Linked DNA regions of Homo sapiens: region 1 is linked to region 2. The links are chromatin contacts, found by Hi-C or POLR2A ChIA-PET in ENCODE. All regions are on one chromosome and are shown on one strand. Each heading gives the region's core, a stretch centred on a gene start or an enhancer-like site at or near the end of the contact. The rest is flanking DNA. Distances are from core to core; before and after follow the strand shown.

What was found. A loop is a pair of places that touch in the nucleus more often than their neighbours do. ChIA-PET counts read pairs that join two places held with the same protein, here RNA polymerase II (POLR2A). Pooled maps may share reads with other maps.
Region 1: a loop to region 2 is called in a map of heart left ventricle, with 2.9 times the contacts of the local background. The contact joins two enhancer-like sites. A Hi-C loop is called at or near these places in 1 of 168 maps with a recorded cell type or tissue (heart left ventricle) and 5 of 50 pooled maps. POLR2A ChIA-PET finds 5 or more read pairs at or near these places in 2 of 52 experiments (OCI-LY7 and WTC11).

Annotation. Positions count from the first base shown.
Region 1 is chr20:20,081,645-20,087,548 of GRCh38, forward strand. The region is part of intron 6 of CFAP61 (cilia and flagella associated protein 61); the gene reads left to right. Among named protein-coding and RNA genes, the nearest start is that of CFAP61, 32 kb to the left of the region's middle. Within about 2 kb of position 3,552, at least 9 of the 41 ENCODE cell types and tissues checked have a DNase peak (open chromatin) inside an H3K27ac peak, as active enhancers do.
Region 2 is chr20:20,449,831-20,455,647 of GRCh38, forward strand. All of the region lies in intron 37 of RALGAPA2 (Ral GTPase activating protein catalytic subunit alpha 2), which reads right to left. Among named protein-coding and RNA genes, the nearest start is that of INSM1, 85 kb to the left of the region's middle. RefSeq lists an enhancer at 2,940-3,049. Within about 2 kb of position 2,706, at least 8 of the 41 ENCODE cell types and tissues checked have a DNase peak (open chromatin) inside an H3K27ac peak, as active enhancers do.

The DNA.
Region 1 (5,904 bases), core at 2,302-4,801, 370 kb before region 2:
TTTCCTACACCCCTTCCTTCTTTTCTTCCATTTTTCTCTTGAAAACTTGAGTGCTATGGACTATAACCTTCAGTGGACAAGGTTCACAAAACTTGAAATAAACCTGGATACCTTAACCTGAGGTCTTGCACATACAGCCCCTGATGTGCCCATAGAAAATCTGAAAGAAGCAAAACACAAGAGGAATGATAGCAAAGAGGTGACAGTGGGTACTTTGCAGTGAGGAAGGGATGTTTATTAGAAGATAAGTGGACAGTAGTGAATTCGTGTGGAAATGGTGACAGTATGGCAGTCAGTGCCTTTGCCTGCAGAAGGTAGAGAGTGTGGCACATTTTAGAAAGCCCTCTATCCACATGTTCAGATTCGAGTTTTGATACTTGCAGGCACAGAATTTCATGTATCTGGAGATTGCAGTTGTGTGGACTACCTCCCTCCTTAACAACGCTAGAAAAATGGAGACTTTACAGAACATCAAATGGGCGTGGCTGTGTGCCTCTTAGGTTGCCTCCTTTCTCTTATTTCCCTCACATGTATTTTTTGACATCCGTTTCAACGATAGTTACTTGCACTGATAGTTAATGGTGAAGAACACAATTCGTAAGACACTGAACCAGTGAAGGGTTTGGGGATGTAATTATCCTTCAGCCATTTGGCTAGTGACACATTCAAAACCAATGAATTAACACTGTAATCCCCTGTCCTGTTTCTTTGATTTACCCATGTGGAAAATTATGCTGTAATCTGCCCATCTACTTAGACAGTAATTAGTGAAGTTACTGTTCTGTACTTTTCATACTATCTGAAATAAAGCATAGCTACTTCTGGACACACCTCTAAAATCTACAGTGGGCTTAATTAATCATCCATGGTGGATTTGAGATGTGTTCAGATTTAGAAACTACTGGCATGCTCTTTTTCTGGGGGAAAACCTGTCTTTTTCAAGTCCTCCTGGGGCTGGGAGGAGACTTGGCCAAGGAAAGGATTATGTGCTTTCAAACAATGTTGTGAAATAACTGGTTTCCTTAGTGGAGTATTGCTTCTTTGTTGATAACAATGGTTGATTAAATTGGCTCAACCTTGTTGCTTTTTAAAATAGATGAAAAATCTCTAATCATCAGGGAAATGCAAATTAAACCACAGTGAGATACTACTACCTTACTCCTGCAAGGATGGCCATAATTTAAAAGTCAAAAAACAGCAGATGTTGGCATGGATGTGGTGAAAAAGAACACTTTTACGCTGCTGGTGGGAATGTAAACTAGTACAACCACTATGGAAAACAGTGTGGAGATTCCTTAAAGAACTAAAAGTAGAGCTACCACTCAATCCAGCAATCCCACTACTGGGAATCTACACAAAGGAAAATAAGTTATTATATGAAAAAGATACATGTATACACACGTTTATAGCAGCACAATTTACAATTGCAAGGATATGGAACCAACCTAAGTGCCCATCGACCAATGAGTGGTTAAAGGAAATGTGATATTCATACACCGTGGAATACTACTCAGCCATAAAAATGAACAAAATAATGTCTTTTGTTGCACCTTGGATGAAGCTGGAGGCCATTATTCTAAGTGAAGTAACTCAGGAATGGAAAACCAAATACCGTATGTTCTCACTTGTAAGTGGGAGCTAAGCTATGAGGACACAAAGGCATACAGAGTGACATAGTGGACCGTGGGGGCTGGGGAGGGGGAGGTTCGGAGGGGGTGAGGAATAAAATCCAACCTATTGGGTACAGTGTACACTGCTCAGGTGATGGGTGCACTAAAATCTCAGAATTCACTACTAAGGAACTCATCCATTTGACTAAAAACCACCTGTATTCCCAAAACTATTGAAATTAAAAGAAATAAAATAGATGAAAAAAACATTCTTTAAGATTTAAGATGGGTGGTTTGTAATTACAAACTTTTAACTCTTAAGGCAATCATTTTAATGAAACATTTGATAGTCCCATGTCATGCTTTTTAGAAATCCACTTAAACTTGACTTCTGAGCAATTTCATATGAATAATTATGAATATCCTAAAGCATTCCAAAAGAAGGGATAGGGCAATTACAGATTTCCCCCAACAATCTTCATGAATAAGACTGGTAAGTGACCACCAAGTCTATGGTGGAGCCAAGTCCAGCTGGAGCCATACTAGCCCAGGATGGACGTTTAGATCAGATGTGCTTTGAAAAGCACATGACAAATTTGAGCTTAAAACCCTTCATAATTTTTAAAATCATGACATTTTCCAAGGACTAGAAGCTAAATGACTCCAAAACCCATTTGGAAGTTCTACAGTGGAATACTATATGGAGTTTAGAAATGATAGATTTGATTTTCTTAAAGAAGACCACTAGAGGTCACAAGAGATCTTGAAAAGAAAAAGGGTGCTTGGTTTTGCATACCTGAAGTGAAAGAAAAATCTAGTTGACGCCGATCTTAGGTTCTCCTACCCCATGTTGAGATGGTGTTCATGGTAAAAAGTTGGCTTAACTAGAACACACTGCATTCTCTATCACTACCACTAAATTAGATTTTCTATGACTTGTTTTCTTAATTCACTGGTTTCTTAAAATACACACACACACAGGTTTGAAGAAATATATTTATGGTGTTTGAAGTGACAACATTCAGTTGTACATTTTACAACTGTACATTTTAAAGTCCAGCTTTAAATACAAATCCTCTCTGGATATGGAGAATATCATCAGACAGGAATGAGGAGGCTGTGCCAGGATTCTGGATGCGGAGGTGGCCTGCTGCTGCTGCTGCTGCTGCTGCTGCTGCTGCTGCTGTCACTCCAGTCCTTAAGTGTGAGTTTTCCATCTGTGCATTTGCAGTGGTTTCTGTGCTGGCAGGGAAGTGATGCACACCTCTCAGACTCGAGGGAAGCAGGCCTGCAGGTTTTCCTCTGGGGCCGTAATCATGTAGTGCAGCAGCCAGGCTGTGGAGGTGATGAAGCAATGTCAGGATCTGCGTGTCACCCAGAGACCCATCAGGCTGCGAGGGAGAGTTCTGCATGTTCTGGATGTCGCGGTGCTCCTAGCAAGCTCAGCTAACCGACTGGTGGAAGTGCTGAGGGAGTTTGTCCTCACTTCTCCCCACCTTCCAGGAAGCCAGTGAGAGCTACCGGCTCATTTCTAGCTGTGGACTTAGAAGACACCCATTTCCCAAGTAGGGTGTCCTGAAAGGGGGTTGATTTCCTTAAGGTGTGTGTTCAACTCCATTTCACATGGCACAGTTTTCAGAGTCTGATGGAAATCTGGGTGTCTGAGAGATTGATAAGTGTTTATGAGGTGGACCTTTTGTTTCCTCCAGGGAAGTTAAAATAAAATATTGTATAATTGATGACGTTAACAAGCACATTGCTGCCCCCTCCAAGACACATTCAGAATGGAAGATATAAAGTAACTTTGCTTTTCGCTCAGAGAATTGTACTATTTCCGTTGCACTCTGTGCTGATCTATAAACTCCGCATCTTCATCGCCACTGGAACACTGTGCGGCCTGTCAGTGCCAGGGCATGTGACGCTGCGGTGCCAAATTCACAGTGGCTCTCCTTGCATCCTGACTTTGACAGGCAGCGCTCATTGCCTCAGAACAGTCACGTTGAAACATTTGACTGCATGAGTTGTTTTCCATAGCTGGGGTGTTTTGTTTCTGTGGGGCTGGACTTTGTCATATGCCATTTGAGACTATGTGAGGCTGATGTCATACTTTATCATTAGCACTCGGGCTGATGCAAGATCATAAATTATCAATTACCCCAAGGAATGCATTTAGCAGAACAAGTTCCTCTTTATCCATTTTGGGAAAGGGCTTAAGAGAGAGCCTCTTCAGAACTCCAAGATTTGGATGTTTTTCTATTTTTCCCAGAAGAATTCGTGTTGAGGTATGATTATGGATAACTTTGTTAACGGGCTGCTGAGGTTCATGAGCAGGCCTAGGGCTCTGGGTCTTTCGGAACCTTTATTCCTGATGTTTATAGCTACAGAGTAATATTTCTGTGTCCATCGTATATTTAAAAGCCTATGGTGCACAGTTGATTGTGTGTGATTGCTGTCTTCATTCACTTAAATGATTAGGTTATTGAATTATTTTTCCATTATTTAAAATGTCTGTTAATAAATATTGATGCAACCTTTTATTTTTGGCAAAACGTTTGAAAATGGATTTGTTGACTACTCTCTCCTAGAATTTTTTACAAATTATTCTTAGCCAATATCATCAAGGACTCTTTTTTACAGAGAAAAGCCACCACCTCTTATTAGCAATGCCCTTTTGGCAGGTTAAGTGGGGAAGTGAGTTGTTCCTGGAATGTTCTAGGCTTTTTCTGCCAAGGTTCTGAGGGCTCACGTGGAGAACAAACACTTGCTAAGGACTTAGTGTGCCCCAGAGAGCAGGCTTTAGTGCGTCATCTGTGTCTTGCAGCTATTCTTGTCCCTACCTGTTTTTTGTACATGAGAAAACCAAGTCTTAGCATTGAAGTGACTTTGCCAGTTTCTTTTTTTTTTTTCTTTCAAATTTTATTATTATTATACTTTAAGTTTTAGGGTACATGTGCACAATGTGCAGGTTTGTTACATGTGTGTACATGTGCCATACTGGTGTGCTGCACCCATTAACTCATCATTTAGTATTAGGTATATCTCCTAATGCTATCCCTCCCCCCTCCCCCCACCCCACAACAGTCCCTGGAGTGTGATGTTCCCCTTCCTGTGTCCATGTGTTCTCATTGTTCAATTCCCACCTATGAGTGAGAACATGCAGTGTTTGGTTTTTTTGTCCTTGAGATAGTTTGCTGAGAATGATGGTTTCCAGCTTCATCCATGTCCCTACAAAGGACATGAACTCATCATTTTTTATGGACTTTGCCGGTTTCTTAGTCAGTAGAGTCAGAAGGCTAAGTAGAGGGGCTGTGATGCCACCAGCATGGGACCATAGGTTCAGACTGCCCAGACGCTGCCCCTTGGGCATAAAAATTCTGCCCTTCACTGCTGTCAGTGTAAATGGGACCCTTGGCAAGGTCTCAGCACAAGGTAAGGGCCCAGTTCACGTTGGCTATTGCTGCTGGGTTACATGCTAAAGAACTGCTACAGAATTCCTTCTGTGTCCCTAAAGAGCATTTTCCGTGGTTGGGAAGATGCCACACCTTGGCCGTAAGAATTAGCACCAGAACTGGACAATATATATCCAGTGATGATCCCATCATTGGGTTCCTGGGAAGGGAAGTTGGGAGAGAAGAGTCACCGGAGGGTGTAGGGTGGAGATGAGCTTTGGAGGATGCTGGAATTGGGGATAGGCAAGGGGATCAGAGCACTGGCTAGAAATAGAGGTGGGAAGGAGGGAAGATGGTGAAGTCTCCTTCTAGAGACAATAAGTAAATCAACTTGTATCATTATTGGTGACTAGGGTGGAAAGATGCAGGCAAAGAATTTTGTGCCCATCCCAGAAACAGTGGGGAGCTTGCAAAAGTGGAGTTTTAAAAAAATAATTTCAATTTTTATTTTAGATTTAGGGGGTACATGTGCAGGTTTGTTACCCGGGTATATTGCATGATGCTGAGATTTGGGGTACAATTGATCCCATCACCCAGGTACTGAGCATAGTACTCAACAGTTTTTCAACCCATACCCTGCTCCTTCTCTCCCCTCCCTAGAAGTCCCCAGTGTCTATCGTTACCATCTTTATGTCCCTGAGTGCCCATTGTTTAGCTCCTACTTATAAGTGAAAACATGCAGTATTTGTTTTTTTGTTCCTGCATTAATTCACTTAGGGTAATGACCTTCAGCTGCAACCATGTTGCTGCAAAGGACATGATTTCATTATTTCTTATGGCTGCATGTAAAAGTTTTAAAGTAAGATGAAGAAAGCAGGGTTTTAAGAAGATTAGTGATGGTGGAT
Region 2 (5,817 bases), core at 1,456-3,955:
CAAAATATAATTTCATTAACAGTAATTGACAACTTTAGAACAAGAATGGCCCGAAGACATGTGGTAGCTACACCTTACAGCAAGCATTAGAGGTCAGCAGTAGTCAATGGGGATGCCCTGCTCTGCTGCCAGAGCCATGACTGTGGATTCTCTGTATGCCTTCAGATGATACTCTTATTTTCATCCTCGCTTCCTGGGCTTTGATTTTCTCTTTCTCATTATACATGGCCTTTATGTAAGCTCTTTCAAATCTATTTTAGAGAGAGGTAGAATATAAATGGATTCCACATATACAAATAAATATCTTGCTAGCAAAAAGACAGAAAAATCACTGTGATGGAACTGCGTCCTCAACTATTTCTCAAGGCAAAAGCACACTAACTAACATCAATTAGATGCTTATTTTGGGATGGACTCTAAGTGGGATATGCCAGTAAGAATATTTAAACTTAATATTTTCACTGCTTTTTAATTTGGAAGCTACATGTATTTAGGTGTAAGAGATGTACACATGGTATCAAAACGGGAATACTTTCCATCCTAACTTAACGATAATTTTGTTTTCATATTTATTCCATACAATCAAGGTTTAAAAGGCTAGGATTCACTTGGTAACAATAATGAGAGAACAAGCTAAAACTAATTGGAATTGCTTCACTTTCTGAAAGCTATATCATTTTGATGGTCTCCTATTCTTAGGTCAAAAGTGTGCACAAATGAGAAACAGCAGGCGGCCATAGAGTCAGGTTGGTCTGGGCTCTCATCCCAGCCCTGCCCTGGCTGTGGGCCCCAGGCCAAGACCCAGCTTCCTCGAGCTTCACTCTCCCCATCTGTGGGTTAACACAGTCCCATTCTGCAGGGTTGTCGCCAAGAGTGAGAATAATGGTCCAACAGTCCTTCTGGGTGCCTGTGATCAGCCTGCGCTTTTGCACATCGTGCACTGATGTTCCAAACTGCCTTTTGGAGCTGAGTTTACTCTCTGGTCCATTGGCTGATGAGAAAGCATTTTATCAGTTACATGCAGACACTAACTACTGACCAAGAGTTCAGGCTCAGCAGTGTCTCCACTTCTGTCCTTAGGTAATTATTTGAATACTCCAGTGAATTTTGCCCTCATTTCATAAAAATGAGTGGTAATAGGATAAAATAAAAGTACTAGTAGGAGCAACAACAAACATAGCTCTCAAACTCAAGGCAGTGAAAGCAAAACTAGAAATCCTCACATATGCCAAACGTGGAGAATTTTAAGTGCCTAATAAATTTTTAGGCACACCAAATACACACCAGCTTATTTCCAATGGCAAAGAGCAAAATTAGAGAGCATGCTTGAAAAATGGCATCAAAACTGGAATATAGAAAGTGAGGCCCACTTAGAAATTTTATATATTTTTGTTTCATTTTCAGAGAATAGAATGCCCTTTATAAGTTAGATGTGCATTTGAATTCCTATCTGTAGATCAGAAAGCAAAAACTTCAGACTTAAACATGAAACCAAAATGAAACATCAATTCTGAGTGTCTAGCCTGCTCCCCAAAAGACATCTTTTGGGCTTCCAAAAAGTAATCTATTTTTAAAAAAATCTATATTACCCTCTTAGGTTGAAGTTCCTTTATAAATTCATTCATTTGCCAAATTCTGATTGCAAAAGTGCTCATGTGCCAGACTGGCTACAAAACACTTACTGATCCATAATTAGAAACTGCCTAATCATTTCATGGTTGCAATTCCTGACTCTGAAATGTTTAAATAAAATGTTCAGTAAAAGGTTATTTATAAAAGAACCAATATTTTGATCACTACTTCAAAGGGAGGCCTGATTGTGTAAATGCAAATAACTGCCTTATTTTAGTACTTAAGGTCTCAGATTGAATGTAGCTATCTATTAGCACAACTGATCCAAAGTTTAGGAGGGACATTCTTTTAGAAGATCCCATGTATTTATTTTCTAGTTTGAAAAATGGACATTTTAATATAAATTTATAATCTAAATTTCTGTTGCCAGAATTTGGTTAAGTGGGCCTTATTTAGTATACTAGAAGAGACTATGCAAAATCATATTCCACAAAAGAATCAACATTCTCTTATAGCTTTAAAATACTATAATGTGAGCTTGAAATGCTCCACACCTGAATTGATAAGAGCATTAGGCAGTAGTTTCTATGAAGCTTTTAAAAGAGAAAGTTAACTTCTACTAAACAATTACAAGTGTTCAACTAATACAGTGTCTTCTGACCGATTTTCTAATAACAGCTTTTAAAATAAATCTACCAAACTGTTTTGACTCTTCCAATGTAAAAAAGAAATTGAAAGTTAAAGCTTAAAAATTCCCCATATAGAGAGGAAATAAACTTAAAATAGAAATTTAAAATAACTTCAATCCAAAGTAAAGCAAATCGTTTCATACACTTTCAGTAAGTATAACAAATTTTATATAGTGACCCAAAAGTCACCATTGTAGAGCTTTGCAACTCAAGACGTTTTAGCTGGAGGGGTTAAAAGTGTGGGTGTGGAAGTCAGCTTTTGTTTGAAAAATTAGCAATGCTATGAGTCATCGTGCATTAGCTGCAGAAGAGTTTTGCATCTTGTACGAATCCAGACACCATATGCCATGCGAAGGCCTATTACTTTATTCGGTGCCACCGCTGACAGGCAGCCACGTGGGTATCCCCAGCGGAAGGGCTGTCTCCTCCCGGCGGCGAGGACAGGAACCCAGTGAGCTGAACACATCCGACATTGTACGGAGCAGCAGGAACAGCTGGTAAGCTAGCAAGCGGCAACGGCCCAGCGAGGAGCGTGGATGCTAATGAGCCTGGCGACAATGCCGGCCTTCAGAGGGGTAAGTGCAATGTCGGCCGGCATGTTCCCACAACAGCCTCAAGAGTAGAATCTGCTCGTTCATGCCTTCAGTCTCATTAAAGCATGATACTGGTATTTGTGGCTTATCAAAATCAGCTGTAAATCACAAGTTATAAATCCGACCAACAGATCCAACATGATTTAAAATGTTGCACTGAAATGCAAGTAAAATTCCACAGGCATCTTTGGGTCCTGATGGAGAGGTGTTGACCAGGCACTGGGGTGGTGGGGAGCCGTGAGTTGATGGCACAGGTGGAGCAGCTGCTGCTGGTTCAGGTCCTGGTTACCATTCACAAAACTGTGTGGCCTCAGGCAAGTTATTTAACTTTTCTGGGCTTCTGTTCCCTCAACTATATTTTTTAAACATAAAAAAGTTTGTGACATAATAGATTGTGTTAAGACATTGCATTGCGTTTGCATAATACATTAAAATAGGATCATAATTGTGCCTTCCTGATAGGATTGCTTAATAACTGAATAAAATATGTGAGGTTCTTAGTGCCTGGGACAGAGCAAAGAATGGTGCAGCTAAGTAAACAGATGTCTCTCCAGGTGACCCAAGAGGACAGCTCCAAGCAGCTTCACCTCCTGGTCTTGTTCTTCTCACACAAGACAAGACAGTAGCACATCTCCTTATGAGTGAGGGGTCTATGGCATGAGATGGGGGAAGGTGTCTGGCAGACACAGTGAGATGAGACAGCGATAAGAAGGGGAGGGAGTGATGTGTGCACATCTGGGTGCTGTGGACCCCAATCTGATTACTGCGGGGGGTGGGTTTGGGCTCCTAGCAGCATCTGAAGCTCCAAGATCACCAAGTTTCTTGATGGTTCCAGGTTTACCAAAGGCTCTTTTCCGCTGAAAGTCGTTTACTTTTTCTGAATGCTCCTTTCTTCCATCAAGTCCCTGTGACGCCTATTCACCCTCCAATTGCCAGGTCACAGGCCCTCTGTGGGACGCCTTGAGGCTCTGGGCTGCACTCTGCATCACAGCCATGAGGAAACTGTGCACTGCTCTCTTCCCTAATGTGCTCTGTATTCAACAAAGAGCCCCTCCAGGGTGGGCACCGGGCCTTCCATTTGTGCACCCACAGCAACAGCACAGTGCCTGGCATACAGGAAATGGCCGATGGGTATTTTGTTGAATGAATGAGTACACTAACGAAAAAAATGCTTTTGGACTTTTCAGAATTGGTGTCTAGGAATATGAATGAGATTATCAGATTATCAGAATCAGTTGATTATTTTTTGTCAAGATTTTTTTAAGCCCTAAGTAAAAGACATTTTACTGAATGATCATCTCCAGCAAGAAATGCACCTTGCACCTCTATATCGTAGGGCAGGATGTGTGTAAATATGAGAGAGAACTACCTGGTTCTTGGAGAAAAACTTGTTTCTCAGAAGTTTTCCTGTGAGCTAAGCTCAACTTAAGGGGTTCTCCGAAGGTGTTATCTGTACTCTGTGAAAAATGGAAAGGATGCAGTGGCCTGTGAGGTGCAGATTAGTGAAAGTGGCCTTAAAGGTGAGATGATCAGCATAGAGTTTAAAAGGCCACAGAGCTCGAAACAAAGATTACATCCCAGGAGAGACCTTTGTGTAAAATACAGTGTGTCATTCACTAATGAATTTGAGCATGTCTGAATTTGGAAACCAGTCCTCTCTGACCGGCAGGCAGCTGCTGAGGCTCTCGCACACAGCAGGCATGACACTCGTGGCTCTATTGGCCACTGCTGCCTGCTCCTTATAGGACCAGCACACAACAGTGGCCAGAAACCCTGGTTCAAACTTGTCTCCCACATATTTGCTTTCTTCAGATCAGCCCTTAACTTTACGTTGTATCCTGAAATCCACAGATAAAATCAAGATAACTAGATATGGGAATGGAATGAGGATTGGAAGCCAGGTAAAGAACTGAAGAGGCTTTTCCTGACTCCCCACTCTGCCTTCCAAGGATGCCACAGGGGTAGTTCCAAAGCTAATCCCTAGGGGAAGCTCCTTTGGCCTCAGTGGTCCAGGGAAAGACAGATCTTCACTCTCCAGCCTCTCACTTGGTCACAGCCATTCAAAGACGGTAGTGACATCCAATGTTCATTGTCTTCTAATGATGTTTTGTGGGAAAGTACATGCTAGAGTAAGAATGCTCTTCAGTTACTGGCATTTCAAATATATATATATTTTTAAAGTTTTAATGTTTTAAAAATACCCAGACTAGAAATAATTACAGCACAAAGCCCAGGTCTGTAGTGACGCAGTGATGGTCTGGAGCAGCACCAGGGAGGGCTGGTACAAAGTCTGAGAAGGGAATGAATATCTGTCTGTAATTCACACATGCATACACAAACACAAACACATGTCCATTTCCCTGAATCAAGTTTCAGAGGAATGGTGATCCATGACGGAGATTATAAAAAGTACACATTACAAACAGAATGTGTCCCTAGGAAGGGTGTTACGAATCTAAGCCCCGGAGCTGCTGCCTCCACAGTCCCGTGTAATGCCACCTAAGTGCTCTGCCTCGCATGACTTGCTGCAGGCTGCCACGGATTAGAGCTATCGATCGCTGCCTGCAGAAGGGTCTCGCTGTGCGAAAGGAAGGTGAGCGCTAGAGACAGACAGCTCAAGTATCGATCTGCTCTGGCAGAAGGCCGTGGTTCCAGATGCAGAGTGGCACTCCTTCACATCACCCATGAGTTACTATAACGTGCACGGAAACACTAAAGAGCTGGGGGATCGGGCCAAAGGCTGGAATGTCATCACCACCTCCTCGCCTGTCAGCTGGTCACGAGATCCAAAGATGCCATGTGAAATCTCTGGCTGTTTAAAAAACACAGGCAACAAAAGCCTAGGACGGGCATTCCTATGGTCTTCCAAGGCAGAACGGACAAACCACTGCCACAGAGGACTGCCAAGGGTCATGTTAAGAAGTGGTCAGAGAATGTGGATACATCTTTAAGAATGTTCCTCC